Regions from separate parts of the Homo sapiens genome. Here region 1 is linked to region 2. Evidence: chromatin contacts called from ENCODE Hi-C or POLR2A ChIA-PET data. All regions are on one chromosome and are shown on one strand. Each heading gives the region's core, a stretch centred on a gene start or an enhancer-like site at or near the end of the contact. The rest is flanking DNA. Distances are from core to core; before and after follow the strand shown.

Region 1 (4,336 bases), core at 64-2,563, 64 kb before region 2:
CATCCACATACATGCCAGCCGAAAACTACCAAGAGGAATTTTTCATACTAGTTAATAAATGTTCATTGCTCAGCCAGATAATGACTATGATTGACATTCCATTTATAATTGCTTATGAATTGACCTCTTATACATAAATCAAGACTATAGCCTATGCAAGTATAATTTATAGGACTGTTTTAGTTTAGGCATACATAATCTTCGGGAGGCATATGCACAGCATAAGCCTTCCCAATATAAACAGAATGATACATATATATGTGTTGCATATGTATGTATAATTATATATATCCCACATACACACATATATTATTTTATATATAGCTATAAAAAAACTCTCTCACTGGAAAACTAAACATCGTCAAAATGTATTGCCAAAAAATACAATCAACCCATTTATTCATTAAATTCTTATTTATGTGTGTTTTCTTATCTAGTTATTTGCAGTAGTGTGTTTGCCAGGGCATGACTGTAATTTACTTCCATTCCATCAGAGATCCATGATCCATAATATCCTCACCTATGTGAAGCCACATTGAATGGTATTAAATAAAGCCTAAAGTGTGGGACCCAAGCCACAGAGGGTACACAAGATAATCTATGTGGTAGACTCCATGGGGTAATGGAAGTTACAAGGAGAACCATTTTAAAATCAGTCTGCACATCAGAGTGGAGCCAGTCCCAGGCTGCAGAGAACAACATTTCACTGTATTTATTTATATGGTTACCTTCTTTTTGTGGCAAATAATATCAGTTTTTCATGTATGACAGTAATATTTAGTTTCCTTTTTGGCTGTGTATATGTAAAGAAAAATATGTCAATTTAAAAAATATTTTGTAAATAATTGTACAAATGGTATGCAGAATGGCAAAAATTATGCAAGTTATATGCAAATGACTGATGGATAAAGGTCTGGGAGTCAGAGTTTACCACTTAATAACTGAGTAAACTTGAGTAAGTTACTCAGCCTCACTTAAAAATAGCCCCAGCAACATCAGGGCTTTTGTCTGTTTAAAGGGGAAATATGCCAGATGAAACATAGCCGATGCCTAATACATGATCTTTGTAATAATAATAACTGCCTTTATTACTATTAACTACCATTAGTGAGACGGTGTTTGTGAAGCATGAAGCACAGAACCTAGCCTATCATAGATGCTCAGCAAATATGGATTATCAAGATAGCTGCCCTCCCAATGGATCTGTAAACACAAGTATGATTCATGACTCAGTGTTAGCTGATATTTATCTAAGGTGTGAATGGCATGTGGCGTATTTTAAAATGTGAACTTAAAGATTGTTGTGAATGATTGGTATGACATACAGAATTCTAAGTAAATAGTGAAACAACCTTACTGTATCAGCAGTGTCTGGGAGGAATGGGGACAAAAAAAAAAAACCCAAAAGTTCTGTATACAGAAAGCAGCTTCCTGTCATATAGAGCACATTCTCTAATGTCTACTGTGAAGAAATGGGCTAAATATTAATTATCTGTCAGTGTGGAGTTATAAACTTAAAGGTTGAAACTGCATCTTCAAGAGATTTCTAAAGTCCTTTTCTAGACAGAATTATATATCAGGAAATTCAACCACAAATCCAAAACAAATTGAAATGCTTCTCAGGAAAAAAAAATATAAGTTAAGATGGGCATCCTGAGATGACTAAGAAAATAGACCCTGGTCTTATATAGAAGCATGGTAAATGGTTCTATTTATAGGATCCCATCTCAATACCCTTATGAGGACAACAAGAGGAGACAAATGGAGTTAGAAATTTGCTGGCTTAAAGGAAAACTGGTGAATCAAGGAAATGCGAATTTACCAAGACAGAGACCATTCCTAGAGAAAAAACAAAACAAAAAAAAGAAACCGCTAGGCGTGTTTGAAGCTTGGCTGAATATGGACATAATAGCAAGTCTGACTCTAAAACTGATCAACATTCTGCCAGTCTTGTTTTATTTAACTTGCATGTGATTTGGGGAGGTGAGGGGAATGGGGCTGGAGCATTTCAAGCAAATCTCAGACATTGTGTCACCTATAATGACATAAATGCTTCAATATACATTTATAAATGATAAATATTATTTTACATAATTACCATGTTATTTTTCACTCCTAACAAAATTTACTGAAATTCCTTAATACCATCTAATACCTAATTCCCCAAGTTGTTTCAAAGATGTCTCCATCAAAGGATGATCTAAATCAGGATTAAAACGTGGTCCCCCGCCTATAATCCCAGCTTTGGGAGGCTGGGGTGGGAGGATTGCTTGAGCCTAGGAGTTCAAGACTATCCTGGGCAACATAGTGAGACCTCATCTCTACAAAAAATTTAAAAATTAGAGGGTCACTGTGGCATATGCCCGCAGTCTCAGCTACTAGGGAAGCTGAGGTGGGAGGATCACTTGAGCAGGGAGGTCGAGGCTGCAGCGAGTCATGTTTATGCCACTGCACTCTACCCTGCGCTAAAAAGCAAGACCCTGTCTCAAAAAAAAAAAAAAAAGAAATCCACAAAACTCATTTGAAGTGACCATGGAATATATACCATAGATCATACTGCTTCAACATGCTCCTTTTGTTCTTAACTTCAAAATTTGGTTGATGTAGTAGGTTTGTATGAAACTTGTTTGAGGGAAATTAATTGGACCAATCACAAAGCCTAAGGCCAGTCTACAAATGGACCTGGTATTCCTTGGATGGTGCTTAAATCCACCCCCATCTGATGGCTTTCTGCTTGCAGACAAGAGCCACAGCTGAATCAGAATCCCACATGAGCATGTTCCCCAAATTGCACTAGCAGATTTTCCACATGACTAGATTTTCTTTTTAATTTCTGGAAAGCCAAAATATTTTTAGCCATCTGGATTGGCTGCTTTTATAATACATCATGCTGTTATTCTTTCTCCGCTAATGATTTAGAGCAAGGGTTGGCAAACTACAACCCACAGGCCAAATCCAGGCAGCTGCATGCTTTTGTAAATAAAGTAAATAAAGCTTTTTGGCACACAGCCATGCTCATTCATTACATATTGTGTATGGCTGCTTTTTGCACTAAAATGGCAGGGTTGAGTAATTGTGACAGAGGCTACTTATAGTAGCACTGTGCTAGGTGCTGCATAATATAGTGGTGAATAAAAGTGCTTGTAGTGTGTTTGCATGCATCAATCATTCTACATGTTTTTGGGGAAGTCACTGAAAGGCAGTGTCTCCCCATATGTGCTGAAATAGTCCTAAGTGACGACAGAGTGACCACCTATTTCTTCAAATTCCCTACCATTGTATTAATACACGTTTCCAGACAAAGGTGGCAACAAATGTTATTTATGGACTAAAAGCTAAAAAGGCTCTTAGAAACCTAACTCAATCCCTTCATTTCTCAAATAAGAAACTGGATTATCCAGAGATTCATTAGTTGACCCCTAATCAGTCAGATGACTCCTAGCAGAGCCAGAGCCCCTCTTTCCATATCTAGAATGATTTCTACTCGGTGACACGTGGCCAGCTTTTTTAGATATCCCTCGCATCCTCTCTGGGCTAACATTGATTAATGAAGCAGATGAGAGTAAAACAGTTTAGTTTATTCCCTTCCAGAAGGTTTGGATACATTCTCTCCCATTACGCTCAGATTATTGATCATTCCATCTGATTAATAGGGTCTTGTTCTAACTGAAGACATTGAGGGATAGAGCAAGTTGTCACAGATATAGTTTTGTCCATCTCTAACTTCAATTTGCATTAGCAAAATCCAATATTTCTAGAAACCATATTATTGCTTTGTCTAACACAAGAAAAATTCAATGAATTAAAAAAATTTGAGGAATATCTATAGACTTCATATTTTATTGAGTTCCTAATTTTATACTTTAGATAAAAATTGAGATTCACTTATTAATCTTTATTCTTGATTACCAATTGTCATCTGGCTGTACTGCATAATAGGGGACTGGCTGTTCTCCCTCTTTATTCATTAAGTCCAAGTTGAAACATCTGATCAGTATTATCAGGAGGCCTTATAGGCGTAGTGGCTCCATAGAGGTTCCATTCCCAGAAAATGCTCAAAAACTCTCTTAAATCATGAGATTTTAAGAAACATGGTGATTGCATTTTAGTACTGTACCTATTTTGTATTTGAATTTTTAAATGGCTTTGCTAAGACTCTACGTATAGAAAAAAACACCAAAATTTGAAGCCACTTTTAAACCAAGATTACAGAGTAATTATATGATAATTAAATGGTACTATTATTTGAATGACAACAAAAGCGGCCATAGTGCATTAAAAAAAGGACCATTCTTTAAAAACAGGATTCCATCTGGAATATGTCATATTCACAGGC
Region 2 (4,107 bases), core at 19-2,518:
GGCTGGATACTATGTTGCCTTGAATTTTACCTGTTACTTGCCCAGCTTCTGGATTTCCAGTATCAGAACATTAGAGGTTCATATTTTCCATACAAAAATAGAAAAAGTCATAATGGCGTGAAAGTCCCTGGGAGATTCACCCTTTCTTCTAGTGTGGTGTCTCAGCAAGTTCCCAGGCATATCACAGGATGGGAAGGATGGGGAAATACTCACCTAGGGCACTTACAAGGAGATAAGAATGGGAGGGCAGAGGGAGTTGGTCACCACGCTTGAACAAAGGGAGAAAAATATGTACACCTCTCATGAGTCATCAGTGAAAGTATCCAGCATGCTCAGGGGGCCTCCTGAACTTTGAAACTTGGATTTAATCCAGACATGAAATATGGAAAGTCACTCTTTATGCAATGCTTTCATCACCACCTCCGTTTTGCCTCTCTTTCATCTCAGTTAAGAGATACAAGACAGGTTCTTGTAATGACTGCCTGTGATTGCCATGCTAACAAAACTATTTACATGGAAATTAGGAATCCCATGTAGAATTCCAGAATCAAAGGTCCTGTGGATATGGTAATCAAGAAAATGTCTTTATATCCACATTATTGTGCCCATATGGTTATGATGCCATCTGGGTGCTAATTCTAATGCTATTCTTTCATGAGATGTTTAATAGTGCTCAATATTATTGACTGTTTAGTAGGCAGTAGAATTAGAGTTCCAATTATATGAGGTCATAGCACTGGCTACATGAGTGACCAGAAAGATGACTTACAGGGATTCCAGAAAACACACACACACACACACACACACACACACACACGCGTACACATGCACGTACACATACATGTATGCACTCATCAGGTAACTCTTTAAAAATTACTTAAATTCCTGATGAAGAGGCTACCACTTCTAAACTAATAAATGTCATGTGGACAGATATCTCCTTAGTAGCTGGGCTCATGCCATCCCTGCCCAGAAAAGGGGGCTAGAATCCCACAGAAAAAGCAGAAGATTATGCCCTCTTAGGAACTATAGTCCATCCTCCCAAGGTTTTTTTCCCCTTTAAGCAAATCCTCCTCACAAAAGAAAGATATGTTTATTTGTATTTTCAGTTAAGTTGACTATTTATTCACATTTCCTGCTGATGAGTCATTTATGCAGTTTACTGAAAAAAATAAATTGGTCACTAAAGCACTGCAAAATTAGGGTTCAAAGACGCAAAACTGACGTAAGCATCAAATAGGTACAGGTTAAGAATTTAATCAGCAAATAGATCAGTCAGCACGCTAGGACAGTACTCACACAAAGACTGGGTTTTGTTTAATTCTTTTCCAAGGGATCAGCACAGCCAGCCTGTCTGGAGCACCTCTGTTGGTTTTGCTCATCAGATACTTGTAAACAGAGCAAACACAGATATTTGATCAAGAAACCAAACCCCACATGCCTGGAATCAAGTGTGAGAAAATATCTTGGGCTTACTCCCATGATGCCTGTGTAAAAGTCGCACCGTTTGTCTGTAAATAAAAGGCCTGAGTTTAGCAGAAGATCATAGGAAAATGCAGCAAATGCACCATGTTTACAATGTGCAAAGGCAGAGAGAAGCATCAGTTCTCAGCATGAGATTGTTGGTTATGCCTGTGGGGGAGCAGATGGGAGATCACTATTGATCTCTAAAGTAGCTGGGTCAGCCAGACATGTTGGCTCATGCCTGTAATCCCAATAATTCAGGAGGCCAAGGTGAGAGGACTGCTTGATCCCAGGAGTTCAAGATTACAGTCAGCTGTGATTGCACCACTGCACTCCAGCCTGGGCAACAAAGCGAAATGTGGTCTTTTTTAAAATAAACAAATAAAATGTAAAAGTGGCTGGGCCTGTGCTCCATATACAGACTCATTTGCCCTCTTCTCAAGAACTCATCTGCTTTTAAAACTGGAGGATGATTGTTATTTTTATTTCTTCTTCTGGATACATTTTTAACCAACGTTAGAAAAATCAACCAGAGAGACAAATATCCATATACATACAGTAGCTTCACTAAAATATCTAGGATGGTCGAAACTGTCACCAAGGAGCCTTAGAAATGGATATTAATAACATGTACTTACCATGTGCTAGGCACCACATATATTACCTGTGTTAATTAATCCTCAGAACCATGGAAGAGTTACCATTATTATTCTCAACTCATGGATGAAGAAAATGAGACATAGCTTTGCCAACATTCACAGCAAATAAAGGGTGGCCCATCTTGACTCCAAGTTCAAGGTCTTAGCCACTACTTTGCTGACGCCCATTGAAGATGAATCAAGCACACCTGCACCATATCCAGCTGGTTGTATTATATCCAGTCCTTCTTATTTTGCAAAGAACCAATTCTCCAAATTAAAAGTCTCTTAATATCACCCTAAATCTACAATCCATAAAACACACCTTTGATTTGTCATATACATTTTCTTTAATGAACAAAGACAAAACTTTGAAATTTTGTTCAATTGTTTGAAACAATGACCTCCACATGTTGCCTAACCTAACAGATGAAGTGAAACAATCATTTTATAGCTCCAGTTCTTTATCTGCTATTACAGCCTCCAGCGTTTAACAAACTGTCACAATGTAAATCCCACAAGGTTCTCTAGAGCTCACACAGTTCTGTGTCCACCAAGCACTGAGCCATGTTTATTGTATATGTTCACGCTTGTATCAGGTGCTGCAGGTGTGTTGGCTCCCCTAAAGGGAACAGACATTCCGGCTCCGTTCTTTTTCTCCTTTTACAAAAACTATTTTCAACTACCCCCTCCATCCACCTGCCCCTACAACCTCATTCTTCTCAAATTTGCATGCTTCAACAAGTGCGATACTGTTGAACTGCAGTAAAAGTTTCACTGTTTCCCAAGGCAGGTGGTGCCTATAACTTCACCAAGGCCTGAGAAAAAAAGGATCGCTTTAAAAGTCAGGCGCTGGGTTGTCTCCCTTTCCTTGTTGTCTGCTTGGGCATTCCCTGGTACCCCACTGTCTATAAAGGATGACTAGTGCTGAAAGATAGGAGAATGACCCACATTAGCCTTTATTTTCTAAAGCTAAGTTTAAAGTACTTGCAATAGATAATCAAAAGAACTGGGAATTTAACTCTGAGCATAGCAATTTTCACCTGATTTTCTTTGCCTTCCAGAAAAGTGCCTGAAAACAGGAGGTATGCAATAAGTAATTGCTGAATAAATAAATGAATGATGCATGGGTAAATGAATGAAAATGATCTTCTCTCCATTCTATTCCTCTTTGGGTGGCCAACTTCGCTGTAAACTTCAAGTCTTAACTTAAAGATCACTTCATCCCAAAAGGCTTTTTGTAACTGCCCCACCACCACCAAATTAGATGAGTTCCTCCATTCTTTGCGTTTTCTTTCATTATGCTAATCCCTGTAATAATTCATATAACGGTTATTTTAAGTACTTATTTATTGCCACTCTCCCTTCTAGAACATAAGCTCCCTGATGGAAATGATGGGGTCTGCTGTGTTCCCTGCTCTACCCAGCATCCAGCAAGTGCCTACCATCAATTACGCACTTGGTAAATATTGTTGAATAAATGACAGAAGTTGCTATACAACAAAGATTTAATCTAGAAAGCTCTGTGGACTTGGATAGACCCAGTCCAGAGAGCAGCATGTGTCCTCATGGTGCATGAAATACACCAAAAAGTTTTAAAATCTCTTGCAGGGGCTCTTGTTCCTGACCTTTTCTTTTCTTTTTTTTTTTTTTTTTTTTTTTTTTTTTTTGCTGGACTGCCTGACAGAGGTTTCTGTTTTCCTCATGCCCTGGATGTCCACACAGCTGCACACCGAGCACAGACTTATTCATAGGCAGCTTCCTGTCACGTGAGGGGCTCCAGATTTAGTTTTCTGCCACAGCCAACAGACTCAAAGGGCCCATGCCCACCTCTGCTGGTCCACAGGTTCAAACGCTGCTGCCTGCGCAGTTGAGCCCTGGCCCCTCAGTTGCCCTCTCCCACTGTGGGAAGGAGACAGATGGGTTCTCCACATGCCTGCTGCTACTGGGAATGGGGTGAAGAAGAAGGCTACTGGCCTGGCTGTAAGAGGGCTTTCTGCGAGGG

What was found. Hi-C counts contacts between places; a loop is a spot of excess contacts on that map. ChIA-PET counts read pairs that join two places held with the same protein, here RNA polymerase II (POLR2A). Pooled maps may share reads with other maps.
Region 1: a loop to region 2 is called in a map of PC-9, with 15 times the contacts of the local background. The contact joins two enhancer-like sites. A Hi-C loop is called at or near these places in 3 of 168 maps with a recorded cell type or tissue (Caco-2, Calu3 and PC-9), 4 of 37 single-sample maps with no recorded cell type and 12 of 50 pooled maps. POLR2A ChIA-PET finds 5 or more read pairs at or near these places in 3 of 52 experiments (BJ, Caco-2 and activated CD4-positive, alpha-beta memory T cell).

The regions. Positions count from the first base shown.
Region 1 is chr5:143,656,713-143,661,048 of GRCh38, reverse strand. No RefSeq gene overlaps it. Among named protein-coding and RNA genes, the nearest start is that of MIR5197, 21 kb to the left of the region's middle. Within about 2 kb of position 1,313, at least 2 of the 41 ENCODE cell types and tissues checked have a DNase peak (open chromatin) inside an H3K27ac peak, as active enhancers do; they include PC-9, where a contact is called at or near this core.
Region 2 is chr5:143,592,637-143,596,743 of GRCh38, reverse strand. The region is part of intron 3 of LOC105378209 (a long non-coding RNA gene); the gene reads right to left. Among named protein-coding and RNA genes, the nearest start is that of MIR5197, 85 kb to the left of the region's middle. RefSeq lists a cis regulatory region at 346-359 and enhancers at 281-425, 246-540, 304-1,503, 3,961-4,020. Within about 2 kb of position 1,268, at least 9 of the 41 ENCODE cell types and tissues checked have a DNase peak (open chromatin) inside an H3K27ac peak, as active enhancers do; they include PC-9, where a contact is called at or near this core.